Regions from separate parts of the Homo sapiens genome. Here region 1 is linked to region 2. A link is a loop called in an ENCODE intact Hi-C map of the cell type or tissue named here. Cell type or tissue: IMR-90. All regions are shown on one strand. Each heading gives the region's core, and the rest is flanking DNA. Links, peaks and the distances in the headings are about the cores only.

Region 1 (8,346 bases), core at 211-8,210, 75 kb before region 2:
TCTAGAGAAAATGAATTCAACAAATTTCTTTAGGCCAATTTTCAACTTTAAACAAAAGTTTGCATTATATTTCTCACCAAAATGATTGTCTTTTGTTCTTTTAACTCTTGTTGTTGTGGCTTTTTAAAATTTTAACTTCATTTTCACCTAGAATTTTGTTTCTGTTTTGGTTTTGGTTTGGTTTTTTTGAGATAGGTTCTCATGGTTCACTGCAGCCTCAACCTCCTGGGCTCAAGCAATCCTCCTGCCTCATCCTCCCAAGTAGATGGGACCACAGGCATGCACCACCACACCTGGCTCGTTTTTTAATTTTTTGCAGAGACGGGGTCTCACTGTGTTTCTCAGGCTGGTCCTGAACTCCTAGGCTCAAGTGATCCTCCCTCCTTGGCCTCCCAAAGTGCAGGGATTACAGGCATGAGACACCGTGCCCAACCTAGAATTTTCAATATTATACAGTGCTAGATTTGAAGCAGAAAACAAGATTTCAAATATACAGTCAAAAGGTAGCCACGACGTGTGGCTGTATTCATGTTATTACACATATTCTGTTTTATAGTGTAAAATTCTGGAACAACGATTAGAACAAGGAATGGTATTCACAGAATATGAAAGAATTCTTAAGAAACGGCTAGTTGATGGGGAGTGCTCAACAGCACGACTCCCTGAAAATGCAGAAAGAAATCGATTCCAAGATGTTCTTCCTTATGATGATGTGAGAGTGGAGTTGGTCCCAACTAAAGAAAACAACACTGGTTACATCAACGCATCACATATTAAGGTGAGAGGAACGCCTCAAGTAATCAACAGCACATGCAGTTTCAGTTAAGTTACAAGAATGGTAAGAATTGTATTCATGTCTGTTTAGAATTCAGATATTTTAAAATTTATTTTTATTGTATTGTTTTAGATAAACACCCTAGTTTTAAACATTTGTGACAAACTGTACTGCAAGCTGGGAAATCCACATACCAGTGCTAGATAAAAAGCGTCTATCAGACAGAGCCAAAGTCATGTCTACTCTCCATGTGCGAAACCACTCTGCCCCCAACACTGTTACCAGGACTCAGGGCGCACTTATTTGCCCGGCTTTTTTTTTTTTCTTTTGCCTTTTTTGAGATAGAGTCTTGCTCTGTCGCCCAGACAGGTGGAGTGCAGTGGTATGATCATGGCTCCCTACAGCCTTGACCTTGTGTTGCCTGGCTTTAGAACTTTGTCCTTCTAAATCTGAAGACCTCTTTTTAGCTCATAAATTCTGGGAGCCACTGAATTGCTAGTTTTTCCTCATCACATACTGACATGCATTTTTATGTAACAAAAGTGTCTGGGCTTTTTGATGGTGTTCACAAAAGCTTTCAACTTACCAAGGTGCCATCTGTTCTCTTTACATACTCTTTATAATAATTTTTAAGTATCATTTTTTTTCTTTGAAGAAGTGCTTTTTTCCTGGAACCAGTATAATGCCATTAAACTGGGGTAATGTTTATGGTGAGAGATAGGGGGTCCAGTTTTACTTTTCTGCTTATGGATATCCAGTCTTCCCAGTCCCATGTATTTAAGAGGCTGTCCTTCCCTAGTGTATGTTCTTGGCACCTTATCTGGGGTAATATCACTCCTATGAAAATGGACAAAATGATGATTCACAACACATGATGGAATAAAGCCAGATGTTCCCTCTTCCTCATTGTACCCTTTGTTCATGCTGGCCACATTCAATTCTTTATTTTGGGAAGGAGAAATCTCATGGTGAGTGAATGAGTAACTGTGGACAGGTGGTGGTTTTTTTCTTTAGTTTGCAAGTATTATTTGAGAAGGGAACAAGCTGACACCAAGGCTTTCTGGAGACTGGCAGTCTGCCTGTGAATGCCAGTACCCCTTGATGGCTTTTGGGAATCTATGCACATACTATTTTGTTTTTAAATATAATATCAGCATAATTTACTTAAAAACCGAGCATTTCCTTGAAATAACTCATCCAGTCTCTCATGACTAGATGGATAAGAATGAATGATACTGTAGTTCTGTAGTGATATTTCAAAATCTTCAGCAGCCACTTGCAGAATAGAGGAAAGAATTTGATAGACCTGGGTCTGACGCCTAGATCTAAAATGAGGTGGGACCTCACTTTATAAGCTGTGTTGTGGGACCTCATCTCACTTACATGGAAATAAATAAATGATGACACCTACCCTGCCAGCTTCTCACTAGTCCCCTCCTCCTCCCTAGTGTTTATTCACTGTTATAACCTGGTACTCATCCACAGTGGCAGCCACTGGGTGCTCAGTGAGACGATGTGGAGCGGTGACTAGGGGGCTGGCAGCCCTGAGTGAGAGTGCGTGTGGCACAAGGCTTGGCACTGGGTTTTACGTTTAGTGAGTGTTTGGAGACAGTTATTGTCGTCACTCAATATTGGTGAAGCCAAGATTTAACCCAGGTCTCTTAACCACAAATCTAGTAATTACTGTTGTATTAGACTGCTCTCAAGGAAGTTAAATCTGAAGTGGAAACTTAATATTATTGTGGAGAGTGACCTTGACTCAGAAGTTCAGAGGTGAGACTATCTTAAGTAGGAAGGTTTTTTTTAAAGAAGAGGCACCATGTCTGCAATAACAGCTACTTATTGAGTTATGTGCCAGGTACCATAGATACTGACTCAGTCCTCACAATGACCCTATGACGGTAGGCAGTATCTTTATTGTATAAATGAGAACTGACATTCAGCAAGGTTAAACAGGTTGCATAGATATTATGTATATTCACAGTACCTAAGTTTATAAAAATGTCAGTAATGCAAATTGTATTCACAAGGGAAAAGATGAAAAGTCTTTCCTTATTCTGCTGAATAATCCAGTTTACTACTTTTTTACTTTTTACTTTTTTAAAAAAACTTTTTTAGTACTACCATGAATGCATGCATACATACCTATGTATATTATACCCACACATCAATTTTTTTAACCTTTTCTAATCCCAGGTCTCTGTCAGTGGAATCGAATGGGATTATATTGCCACACAGGGACCATTACAGAATACCTGTCAAGATTTTTGGCAGATGGTATGGGAACAGGGAATTGCAATTATAGCAATGGTGACAGCAGAAGAGGTAGGTACTTATTTCTCTTAAGTGATTTTCTCAGCCTCTGAAGAACAGTTAATGTTAATCATCTGGAATCCTGACCTGTGGAGAAAAAGGCAGGGTAGGGTTGTGGTTCTGTTTCAGATGTGCCGTCTATGTGAGAAAGGCATCCATTGCCGGATCTCGAGTCATTTAACCATGCTCATCTTTAACAGGAGGGTGGAAGGGAGAAGAGCTTTAGGTACTGGCCACGACTTGGTTCCAGGCACAACACTGTCACCTATGGAAGGTTTAAGATCACGACCCGGTTCCGCACAGACTCTGGCTGCTATGCCACCACAGGCCTGAAGATGAAGCACCTCCTTACTGGGCAAGAGAGGACCGTCTGGCACCTCCAATACACAGACTGGCCTGAACATGGCTGTCCAGAAGACCTCAAGGGATTTTTATGTGAGTGACTTTAACTTTGTTCCGAGGACAGCTGCCTCTGGAGGTGTTAAACAGAGAGGAACATTTATGTTTCCGAAATATTTCCTTTATGTTATCTCATATAAGCTTCGGACTTGTTTTAACATAAAGAATACAAGTGTTTTGGGGAGGGTTAACGAGGTTTATAAATTATGATTTGGTAGTGAGTAGAATGCCACAGCTGACTCAGTATCTCCGTCATTTCATTTTGTAGATCAGAAAGTGGACAGAGGTAGTGACTTGCTCAGGGTCACACTGTCCCTTTGTGGTTGGGTTTGGTTCACTGGCACCCAGTGCTCTTTATCTGCAGTCCTCTTAATCAGTGGAGAGAATATGAAGATTGAGTCAACAATGTGATACGCCTTGATCCTTGAGTACTTTTCTATTTCATTGATTTTCCACAGCATATCTTGAAGAGATCCAGTCTGTTCGACGCCATACAAATAGCACAAGTGATCCCCAAAGCCCCAACCCTCCGTTGTTGGTCCACTGCAGTGCTGGGGTAGGAAGGACTGGCGTGGTGATTTTGTCGGAGATCATGATCGCCTGCCTGGAACACAATGAGGTGATGGCGCTTATGATCACCTGGCCTTTTTGGGTGGAAATGAGGCTGGGGAAGAGAGGGACATAGTGACTTAATAGCTCTTTTTGCGCACATTTCCTTGGACTGTGGTGGCCTCAAGATGTTACTAATGTTCCCTGCAAAAGGCTGTGTCTTCTTGGAGAGTCTCAGTACCAATTAGCATATTAAAGACTAAGAAGTCATACGATAAATAAAGCTGTTTAATTTTGTTTTACTTGCCCAGGGTTTTTCAAATTTGAGCTCAGAATTCTTTTTCTGTTTACATTTCAAGGATGATTCATGCTGCCCAGAGCCCTTGAGGGAAATAGCTAGATACTGATAGCACTTAGCACACTATGTTTTTGTATAATTTTGGTATTTAGTGAGACATGGTAATTATGTCCAACCATACAAAGTCAGTGAGCTACACCTGGGGAATGTTGAAGAAATAGTCTGCATGGACATTCTATTTATAGCTAAAACTAATCAGAAAATCAGAAGTAGGCAATCATGGCTTATTTCTAGAAGACGCTAAGGTGGAAAAGAGACTGTCCATCTCCCAACCAGGTTTCTGCCAGGACACTCGTGTCCTCCCATCCTTTCTGTCTCCCCAGGGGAACACATTATCTTCATTACCGTTTCTCTCAACCTAGGTGCTGGACATCCCGAGAGTGCTGGACATGCTGAGGCAACAGAGAATGATGCTGGTGCAGACTCTCTGCCAGTACACATTTGTGTACAGAGTCCTCATCCAGTTCCTGAAAAGCTCCAGGCTCATCTAAGCTCCCACAATTTCTTACGGGGCCAGTCATGTGAAGCGTTTACAGCTTAAAAAAAAAGCGCTTGCCTAACTCATACTTTCCCGTTGACACTTGATCCACGCAGCGTGGCACTGGGACGTAAGTGGCGCAGTCTGAATGGCGGCACGCTGAAGGAAACGTGCGAAGCACAGGCTGAAGAGGGGTTTCTAACCTGGGAAAGGTGCTCAAGGAGGACTTGGTTTCAAGGGCCTTGCCCTGCCCCGGTCTGTCCGGTTTGCAGTACTTGCACACATTTTGGAGATTGTATTTTCTAGACAATTCTCTATTTTACTGAAGCTATGCTGGGCAATTCTGGCAATCATTAAAGTGCATAGATTTCTATCTTAAACTAATTTTTGATAATGGAGTTTTTATTTTATGACAAATATTTAGGGATTTTTCTAGTGAGAAACAACTTTGTGTAAGGATGATCCACAGATATGAGTTGCTCCTATATAACTTTGTATTTAAAAATCATGTTATTATCTTTTGTTATTTTTTAAAAACCTTGGGTACTTAATAATGGTTTAGTTGCCAAACTGAAAACTATACTGAGAATCTGTGTTATTTTGAAACATCAAAAGGATTTTTCTATCCAGAACATTTTTTATCCTAAAAATTCTATATAGTTGTACCTTCTGTTTTTCAAATGAGAGCTCAATTCATTTAGATACTGAAATGAGTCAGTTAATGTAAAGTTGAGGATGAAGGCACATTATTTAAAATGTAAGAGAATAAGCATTATTTTTTCAGTATTATTCATAGATCTAAATGAATTTGATTTTATTGGTTGAAAATGAAGTGAAAAACAATTGCCTAGGGTGGTTTTAAGCACTTTTTTGTTAAAAACAAATCTGAGTTTTAATATATGTGTTGCTTTGTAGATGACACAATAACAATGGGCGCTGAGAAGCGTTTTGGGAGAGATTAAGGACTAAGAGTATGTAAGATGACTAGGACAAGAGTAGGTGGAGTGTGATGGTAAATGCAGGATGCCTTCGTCTTTACAAAAATGCAGTATTATCTATACTCAGACTGAGGTGCTGGGATGGCGAGCAGGGGACCCCACAGCACTGTCCCCAGGGAATTCAAGTCCTGTGACCGCCAGTGACTTACTCCGTTTCCTTGGGGCTTTTCCCACCTCAACCTGTATTGTTTCTTTTTCATAAATAAATTCAGCATTATAGTATCATTAAAAGAAGCCTTAAAGAGGCGTATTTTTCCTTTTGGTTGAAGGAAGGGAATAGTTAATAATAGTTTTCACCTCTTCTCCCAAAAAGTACAGTCCAAATTTGTGCACAGAGATTGCTGTGGTATTCAAGAGGTACTTGCATTTTAGCTCCTTAATAATTCCCTGGCCAGTGTTAGCTGTTTAGTGCCCCCTCACCCATCCCATTTAGGCACATCCCAATAGACAGAGCCAGGCTGAGTTACAGGGGGAGAGTGTCATCTCTGGCCCCGATTAAGATGGCCTTGTCACAGTGACCGCTGAGTAGGCATGGATGAGTGGGATATTTAGCTGAGGAACCCTTTCCCTTTTCCTTCTTTTTGGGGTCTCTTCTTACAGTGAACTTCCAAAATGTCAAATCTAGGGCTGTTTCCCAAATTACACTATTCTAGGCATCATTTTGATTCCCATGTCACTCCTTAACTCACTTCCTTGAGCACTACATGTATGTTGTCAGCCACGAGACAGGACTTCCTAAATAGTGTGTGCACCAGCCTAACTCTGCCTTACCCAGAAACCAACCACCTAAGAGGAAAACTCAGAAGATATTAATGAAAACTAATTGAAAGTACGCACACTTCTCATGTAGGAACAAAATTAAAATTTTACATTTTTATTTTACAAAATTAAAAAATTACATTTTGTAGGAACAAAATGTAAATTTTGTAAATACAAAATTCTTTTTAAAGTCCTGTTTAAAGAACAGTAGAACTAAGTGAAAATATTCAGAACGAGCTCCTTAGAAGAAAGGAATAAGAACTTTTTACTGGAACTATTTTCCATCTCTAGAAAAAGTGCTTCTTCCCCTCCCCCTCCCTCTCCATGGTACGTTTTTGTGAAAATGCTTTTCTGTCAGGTTTAAACAAACAGTTTGACATAGCTCGTTGACAAGAACATATTGTAAAACAAATCTAATTAAAGAGTAATATGTGGTCTATTTGTGTTCCTGTTGTAATAATTTGATAAGTAAACTTCTGAGGGCAAAATTACTGTTTAATATTACTCTTAAAATGTTGCATGTTTGGCGTCATTCCTAAGAGCCATGTAATTTTAAACTTTTAATTGCAGTTAGTGAATATGAAAGGATTTCTGAATAAAAATCTATCCACATTACTGAGCTTTGAAATAGTATCATTTTCAAGAGCAAACTAGAACATTAAGGGTTCATAGGTTTACTGCCTCTGAAATGAGTATATTAATGTCTGCCAAACTTACACAATGCTTCATGTATCTTAGTGTCTTTTAATAAGAATTATCAAAATGTGCACTTCCACAAAACGTAGAGTTATAAACCACTGTTTTCCACTGATCAATTTTGGTATCTCTGGTATCAGTTTTCCTGATTAGTGGGGTCTTTTGATGAAATAGTTTAGCTTAGTTGGTAGTTTTGAGCACAGAAAGTACTCATTTTATTTTTTATTTTTGAGACGGAGTCTTGCTCTATTGCCCAGGCTACAGTGCAGTGGCATGATCTCGGCTCACTGCAACCTCTGCCTCCTGGGTTCGAGTGATTCTCCTGCCTCAGCCTCCTGAGTAGCTGGGATTACAGGCATGCACCACTATGCCCGGCTAATTTTTGTATTTTTAGTGGAGACGGGGTTTCACCATGTTGGCCAGGCTGGTCTCCAACTCCTGACCTCAAGTGATCTGTCTGCCTCGGCCTCCCAAAGTGCTGGGATTACAGGCGTGAGCCACTGTGTCCAGCCAGAAAGTCCTCATTTTAGAATATCATTTGGAATGCTTATTGTAGTCATTAATTTCTTCTGGAACATCTACTGTGAAGCATTCAGAAAATGCTAGAACTTAGACTTTAAAACCCTTTGGTCGAATTAGAAGCTGGGCCTGTGCTTCCTTAGAAACGTCCAGAAAGCAATGTCTAGCCAGAAACAGGAGGAGGAGGGAGGAGAGTGTGGTGTTGTGGGACTGAGTGGCGACAGCATGACGTGGCCAGCTTTTCTGTGAAGCTTTCACCATCAGTCATTTCAGAAGGGTTGAGATGTTAAATGTTCACAATATTAAGAAAATTTAAATATACAACTATGTACAGTAATATAAACTGGAGATTAGCTGCAGCTTGCCAAGAGCAGGTTTATTATTTGAGATTTGCATAAAGAAATGGAAACAGGAAATTATTGTAAATAAGACTTTTTTTTTCTTTTTTGAGACGGAGTTTCGTTCTGTCACCCAGGCTGGAGTGCAGTGGCACGATCTCGGC
Region 2 (8,346 bases), core at 210-8,209:
TGGCATGATCATGGCTTACTGCAGCCTTGACCTCCCTGGCTCAAGTAATCTTCCCACCTTAGCCTCCTGAGTAGCTGGGACCAGAGTTGCATGCCACCACATCCAGCTAATTTTTGTATTTTTTGAAGAGACAGGGTTTCACCATGTTGCCTAGGCTACTCTTAAATGCCTGGGCTCAAGTGATCCACTTGCCTCTGTCTCCCATAGGTGTGAGCCACTGTGCCTGGGTATTTTTGGATAATTTTTAAGTTAGAAATGCTTTCTCAAAAGGCAATGTGTCAACACCTTTTAGTATGGCTACTATTAAACAAATAGGAAAAAGCAAGTGTTGGGGAGGACATGGGGAAATCTGAATACTTGAGCATCATTAGTCATAATGGAAAATGGTGCAGCTGCTATAGAAAGCAATATGGTCACTGGGTGCAGTGGCTCACGCCTATAATCCCAGCACTTTGGGGGACTGAGTCAGGTGGATCACTTGAGCTCAGGAGTTTGAGACAAGCCTGGGCAACATGGTAAAACCCTGTCTCTATGTAAAAAGGCTGTGGCAAAATTAGCTGTGCGTGGTGGCTTGCGCCTGTAGTCCCACCTACTTGGGAGGCTGTTGGGAGGCTGAGGTGGGAGGATTGCTTGAGCCCAGGAGGTGGAGGTTACAGTGAGGTGAGATCGTTCCACTGCACTTTAGCCCCAGGGCAATAGAGTGAGACCCTGTCTCAAAAAAAAAAAAAGAAAAAAGAAAAGAAAAGAAAATAGTATGGTAGTTTCTCAAAAAATTAAAAATAGAATATATGATTTAGCAATTCCACTTCTAAATATACACCCAAAATCTTTAAAAGGAGGGTCTTGAAGAGGTATTTGTATACTCATGTCCATAGCAGTATAGTTTATTCACAACAGCCAAAAGGTGACTGTAACTCAAGTGTCCATCAACTGACGAATGCATAAGTAAAATGTGGTATATACACAGAATGGAATTTTATTCAGCCTTTAAAAAGGAGATTCTGACTCATTACAATATGGGTGAACCTTGAGAACATCATGCTAGGTGAAATAAGCCAGTCACAACAGAACAAACACGATATGATTCCACTTATATAAGGTACCTAAAATAGATTCATAGAGATAGTAAGTACAATGGTGACAGTAGTCAAATTCATAGTGATAGAAAAGAATGTTGGTTTCCAGGGCCTATGGGAGGAAATTATTGTTTATGTGGCACAGGAATTTCAGTTTTGCAGTATAAAGAGAGTTCTGGAGGTAGTAGTTATCATTGTACCACAATATTAATGTACTTAATATTGAACTGGACACTTAAAAATGGTTAAGACAGTAAATTTTATGTTATGTATATTTACCTTAATTTTTTTTTAAAAAGGTAATAATGTCCAAAAATTACTTACACTTTATGCTGGTACTCACGCTTACTGGAACCGAGCAGTCTACTGCAGCTGAAAGAGAAAGGTAATAGTTTAATAATATTGTCAGTATTTATAAATGACAAATACCAAATGTGGAAATCACAAAATGTTCCAGACCTTGCAGCTGTTTATCATACTTCTAGCGATGGAAAACACAAGATCCTTGATTAAAAATACACTGTTGGGATTAATAACTCATTCAATACTGCAGAAGAAAATACTAGTGAACTTGAAGACATAGCAATATAAACTACTCAAAATGAAACAGACTTAACATACTTATAATGTAGTCCCAAAACAAGCTTGGGGAAAAAAAAGCAAAATGGAAGACTTACACTACCTGATTTCAAGACTTACTGTAATGCTACAATAATTAAGGCAGTGTGGCATGGGGCTTAAAGATAGACATATAGATCAACAGAACCAAGGAGTTAAGTCCAGAAACAGACCCACACATATGGTCAACTGACTTTCAAAAAGTACTAGGACAATTAAATAGAGAAAAGATAACCTCTTCAACAAATGGTACTGGGAAATTTGGATATGAAGAGGCAAAAAAACAAAACAAACAAAAAACCTCAAAACCCTTATATCACACCATATACAAAAACTAACTCAAAATGGATCGCAAATTTAAATGTAAGGGCTAAAACTTTAAAACTTCTAGAAGAAAACATATTAAGAAATTCTGAGTGACCTAAGGTTAGGCAAATATTTCTTGAACAGGTTATGAAATAACCTGTTTAGTTTATAAAACTAAAAAACTAAACGACTTCACGATTTTCATGTCACAAAATATTTTTCTTTTGTTTTTTTAGTCATTTAAAAATATAAGCATCATAAAATATAAACTAAAATTTAAAAACTTTAGCTATTTAAATGAGAAAATAAAAATTTAAAAGACATTAGTCAAAAATTGGTGAAATTCAAATAAGGTCTGTAGTTAATGGGATTGCATCAATATTGATTTCCTGGTTTTGATAACTATACCACGGTTTTTAAGATTTTTAACATTAGTGGAAGAGCAGAGTACAGGGTATATGGTAACTCCCTATACAATTTTTAAATGTTTATGTAAGTCTAAAAATTTCTCCAGAATACGAATTTTAACAAGAAAATGAAAACACCAGCTACAGATTGGGAAAAAAATATCTGCAAAACATATATCTGATATAGAATCTGTATATAAAGAAACTCACAACTTAATACTAAAGAGACAAACAACCCATTTTTAATAATGGGTAAAAGATTTGAACAGTCATTTCACCAAAGAAGATATACAGATGGGAAGTAATAAGGCAACATCACTAGAAATCAGGGAAATGCAAACTAAAACTATGAAGTGATACTATTTCATATTCACTAGAATGGTTAAAAAAGGACTGTCAACGCCAAGGGTTGGTAAGGGTGCAGAAGTAATGGAAATGTAAATGGTATATTCACTCTGGAAAACTGTAGTTTCTTATAAAATTAAACTTATACTTAATATATTACCTCACAGTTCTACTCCTGACACATAAATTTACCCGAGTGAAACGTAAACACATGCGCCAAAATTATATGTGAATGTTTATAGCAGCTTTATTCCTAATGGCCAAAAGTGAGTCAAAACAATCCAAATGTTTAACAACTGGTGAATCATAAACAAATTGTGGTCTATTCATTAAATGAAATACTCCTTAACAATACAAAAGAATAAATGGTGGTACACAGAACAGTGTGAATTAGTCTCAAGATCATTAAGATAACTGAAAAAAGCCAGACCCAAAACGATACATGATTCCATTTCTATGAACTTATAGAAAAGGTAAAACTATAGGCGAAAGAGCAGATCAGTGGTTGCCAGGGATTTGTCAGGAGGGGACTGACGGCAAAGGACTAGGGGGAACTCTTTGAGGTAATGGACTTTTTCTATATCAAGGGTTGGCAAATTTTTTCTACAAAGGGCCAGGTAGCAAATGCTTCAGGATTTGCAGGGTGATACAGTCTGTTACAACTGGTCAACTCTGCTTTTTAGTGTAAAAGCTGCCACAGACAATATGTAAAAGATTGAAAATGATTGTTTGTCTATGGATAACTACATTTGAATTTCAGGTCACAAAATACTTTTTTTTAAATTTTTTGCTACCATTTAAAAATATGAACACCATTCTTAGTTCATGGGCTGTACAGAAACAGGTGGTAGGAGGGTTTGGCCTGAACGGTGTAGTTAGCTGATTCCTGTTTTACAGCATGGTTGTAGTAGTATTTATACAAATGTGTTCATTTTTCAAAATATTTATCTGTACACATTATAATCAATGCATTTTATAATGTAAGTTTTATCTCAATAAAGCTGACAAAAGAAAAAAATTAAACAGAAAAATAGCATCTTCTTTGTGCAACTTCCATAGATGTGTAAACAAAAAAGCAGATTATATATTTTCATATTAAAAGCAATATCTAACAAAATATTATTAGCAATAGAGATAAAAAACGAAATAAAATAGGCAATATATAGATTTCAAATATAGTTAACAAAAATGGGTATGAATTTGCTAAGTACCTAGAGTCAATAGTTTGTATCACACTAAACCAAACAAATACAAATCCTCTCATATATATAAGGTATTCATTTTTGCTATAGATATATTTTAATGAGAAGTGAAGCTGGAGGTTTAAATTGAGTACAGAGAGTTCACATTTGCACATTTTTACCTTTGGCTGAAAGGATTTTATTATAGTGAACAGCCATGTGATTCTTGACCAGCTGGAGAGTGCTTAGTCTGAGAGAAGAGGAGTCAGTGCAAAAAGCTAAAAATTAAAACATAATCATTATATATTTAAAACTAATATAAAAATCATGAGATAAACAAGGCACTGATTATTTAACTCATTCTTATAAAATGTTCTGAAATTCAACCAGAGATATTGATATATGACATTGTGATGTGAAGCTTTAATCTTGCACTGATAATGCCAATGAGCTATTGACCATTTGGGTTCAAACCTTCCTGAGAATAAAATTTTACAAGCCTGAGACTCTGGGGAAGAGATTCTAGGATATGATCTGTCATTACATTTACAGAACTATTTTTTTTTTGACAGCTCTCAATCTTCTAACTAAGGATGTTTAGCTGCTTGCTTAATTAGTTACCATTGTTAATACTTAATCAACGGAATTTCAGAAATTCAATGACTACCAAATCCCAAAACCCTACATACAAAAATTATATTCCAAGAAGCAAATTTCTAACTTAAACCTGAAAACAAGATCTACATACCAGTTTACTACATTCTTTTTGAAGTACTAAAACTATCTTATAACAAGTGTAATCGCAAAGAAATTCCATGACATTAAACTCCTTGGTCCTCATTCAAACTGTTTAAAAGAAATCTTAGAAATAGTTAAGCACTTACACACAAGTATAAAATATAAATATAGGCAAAGCTTTTTTAAACATTAAAAACAGTTTTTGAGAAGTAATACACGCAATGTGGTTAAAAAAATTCAACAGCTAAAATGGCATATGGAGTTTGAAAAAGAAGTGATTTCTCTACCCTGACCTTTAGTCTCCCTTCCCAGAAATATACTATGTTACTGTTTAAATGCATCCTTCCAGAGACTCTGTGCATAATACAAGCCTATGCAATAATTACGAGCTTGATGCCACTACTAAAAATATTTACTGAATAAATGCCATTTACCATGCATTGTTCTAAACTCTTTATATGTATAAACTTATCTAGTCATTATTATTATCATTTAATCGAAGTGAAAACTGAGGCACAGAGATATGAGTTACATCTTCAAGGTTACACTGCTGATAAAGGATGCAGCTTCCATGTGATCCAAGGCAGCCTCATACTTAAAACCACCATACCTATACCAGCTCTATATATATATTCTTTAAAAGAAAGTTAGCAAACTTTACATATTGTTCTTTATCCTGATTTCTATGTATGTATATTTTAAATCTAGTTTTAACTTTTTATTTAAAATTTAGTTTTTAAAGTTTATCATTATGGCTATGTTACATACATATATATGTTACATACATACATAGCCACAATCATAAACTTTAAAAAATACACTGTAATACAAAGAAATAAGTGAGGCAACTGAAAATGAGATCCTTCCACCACATTTGGAGGTAACAGTATCAAAGATTTTTCCTGTAAATAAGGAAAATAAGGCTTTAATTATTTTGCCTAAGGACATAGACTTATACTTCTAAGGTATAATTACAAAAATTTATTTTAAAACCTACCTTAAAAATGTACCTTGAAAGCTTTAAAATATAAAAATATCACAGCACCTAGAAATCCAGTTGGATAAAGAGGCCCATAGGCCTTTGCTCCTAATAGGAAATGTATTATTCAAGTGCTCTTTTTCTCTGCACAGCTTTTCCTTTTCAGTGCTTGCGTCTTTAATACCTGCTACTCACCATTTTAACAAGGCAGGTATGCCTTAAATCAGGGTAGTTTCCTGGCAAAAGTAGAGCTGGGCTGCTGTAGCAGCTGGGAGCAGGAGACAGCCAAGTCCACATCCAGGGCACAATAATAGTTTGAAATCATAGACTCCAAAATTCTCTAATCTCAAGAACGCCTATATTTCATTAAAATTAATAATATGAAGTTCAAATATTCGTCAAATGAAACAATTTTTCCATCATGTCATATAATTTGCCAGTAAAGGAAACACTCAGACAATCTTCTAACAAAGCTGCCGTTTTAAGCACCTCACTTACCATTACTTTTGGTGCTCAAGTGTCCTTTAAATAGGCACGGTGGACCATATCTGGGAAGGACAGAGGTTGCTCTGACTTTTAACAAGAAAAAAAAATCATAAATTAGGATAAATGAAACACAACTTTTACAAAAACAACAATATTCAATATTTTTTAAATAATAAATTTATCACAAAATAATTTCTTTCCTAAAAGGTGATTGCGTTTTTAGTAGTAATCTCCAAAACAGGAAGTCTGAGTTACAGCATTAAATGTAATTTAATATGCAAAATATAAATGCTTTATCCCCCAAACAGAGATGTTTTAAGAGGGTAAGATGGCTAGTTTGCTATCAGGTGGGCTGTTAAAAGCTATAACAAGGAGGACACATAGAAAGTCTAGAAGATATATGGATGACTAAATATAGAAAAAAGAAGTATCGAGCTAGGAGAACTAAAATCTAAGACCAGAGAACAAAGCTTGTCAGAATAGATTAAAACAGAAAAACAAACTGAGGTCAGAATATCTATGAAGCTCTTTCTATGTCACAGGTCAGAGTGCAGGAAGGAAAAAAATATTTAGGACAATACAAGTCAAGGTGATGCCATCTGAACTGGGAAAAAAGATAGTCATGAAATGAGCATAGCTTCTACCAAGAAAGAAGGAGGGTAAGACCTAAACATAAGAAAAAATACCAACAAACTCTCAGAAAAACCTCATTTCTCCAGATAGAAAGAACTGTGACTTTTTTCTTGTCCAGAATTCAATGCCTCTTCACCTGGAAATGACAACTCAACTTTCCTTTGGGCGACTCTTCCCTTACTCTTAGCCCAGGTGGTTCAAATAGAGCTGACCCCACTGTCAGGGTTAGGCATAAAACCCAAATGTGGACAGCTGTGTTGACAGCGTCAGCAATGCTATGCGATCCAAGTCCCAACATGAGATACACAATCCTGGGCCTTTGACAGGAACTATTAGGAAAGGTACTTTCATTTCACTGGGCTTGCTAAACCCAGTGAAGGGTCTAAGCAAGCCCTGTATTGCTGGTGGCCATCCTGAACCTTATAAAGGAACCTGTCTGAGAATGAAGCCTACACAGTCAAGTGGAACCAAGATAGAAAGCGATTTCTTGGTGACATCATTTGAGTACCTGAGGCCAACCATGTTTGAAGCTCTTCCTTCCCTAGACGTTTCTTTACATTAGCCAAAAAAAAAAAAAAATTCCCATTTTAGCTTAAACCAGTATGAGTTGATTTCTTCATTTGTAGTCAAAAGGCTAATTTATTGAGTGGTAACCCTGCCAGGCAGTGCTCCAAGCACTTTGCTGGTATAAATTCATTTAATCCTTACAATACTATAATTCTCCCTACTTTATAGATGAGGGTAATTGAAGCACAGAGGTTAAACTTGTAATTTGCCAAAGATTACACAAGAATGTGACAGATTTGGGATCTGAACCCAAGCAGTCTGTTTCCTGGGTCTTAATCATTACACTATCTTGACCAATATAAACTGCTCAGTACTTGAACCATGTTCTAAGCTACTAAATCATGTGAAACAGACCAAGAAGATATCTCAGCTGTATGTAGTTTATTCCCTCCAAATTCCATTCTATTCTATGTATGTTTCACTATAGGTCACAGAAAAAGGAAAAACAGGTATACCCAGAGAAGTGTGAAAGGATGAAAAGAGAATGAAAAAAGGCTGGAACCTAGTGATAATGCTCTGGATAGAAATGCTTCCCCACCCATCTGTAAGTGACAGCTGTGAACAAGGTGGTTAATATTTGGCCCCAGGAATCAATCCAGCTGCTCTTTAGCATAAGATGGTGATAAGAACAAACATGGAATTTAGATGTTCCTTGATGTCTATGTTCCCTTGTCTATTTACCATCAGACGTACACCAAGGCATATACTCATTGGTTTCTAATATTCCTATAGATACATGTCATATTAAAAATGACAGAATTAGGGCTGAGCACAATGGCTCGTGCTTGTAATCCCAGCACTTTGGGAGACTGAGGCAGGCTGATCACCTAAGCCCAGAAGTTCAAAGACCAGCCTGGACAACATGGCGAAACTCTAACTGCACAAAAAAATACAAAATTAGCTGGGTGTGGTGGTGTGTGCCTGTAGTCCCAGCTACACAGGAGGCTGAGATGGGAGGATGATTGAGCCCAGGAGGCTGCAATGCACTCCAGTCTGGGTAACAGAATAAG

Evidence for each region. A loop is a pair of places that touch in the nucleus more often than their neighbours do. Peaks named below come from ENCODE experiments on the same cell type or tissue, not always from the same donor. Only the 100,000 strongest peaks of a DNase experiment are listed, where the experiment ranks them.
Region 1: it touches region 2 in a loop (5-fold over the local background); 2 of 110 quality-filtered maps call a loop at or near these places.

The regions. Positions count from the first base shown.
Region 1 is chr14:88,464,676-88,473,021 of GRCh38, reverse strand. PTPN21 (protein tyrosine phosphatase non-receptor type 21) reads left to right here. Exons shown (of 19, transcript NM_007039.4): 15 at 557-778; 16 at 2,972-3,100; 17 at 3,289-3,523; 18 at 3,946-4,106; 19 at 4,757-7,244. The coding sequence ends at 4,885. It also overlaps a transcript of SPATA7 not described here. Among named protein-coding and RNA genes, the nearest start is that of SPATA7, 83 kb to the right of the region's middle. In IMR-90, for the core only: no CTCF peak of the experiment used is centred there; DNase peaks (open chromatin) are centred at 1,651 and 4,451; H3K27ac peaks cover 3,084 bases.
Region 2 is chr14:88,389,258-88,397,603 of GRCh38, reverse strand. It overlaps SPATA7 (spermatogenesis associated 7), which reads right to left. Exons shown (of 12, transcript NM_018418.5): 2 at 6,149-6,223; 3 at 4,116-4,211; 4 at 1,401-1,448. Among named protein-coding and RNA genes, the nearest start is that of SPATA7, 7.8 kb to the right of the region's middle. In IMR-90, for the core only: no CTCF peak of the experiment used is centred there; a DNase peak (open chromatin) is centred at 4,813; H3K27ac peaks cover 3,279 bases.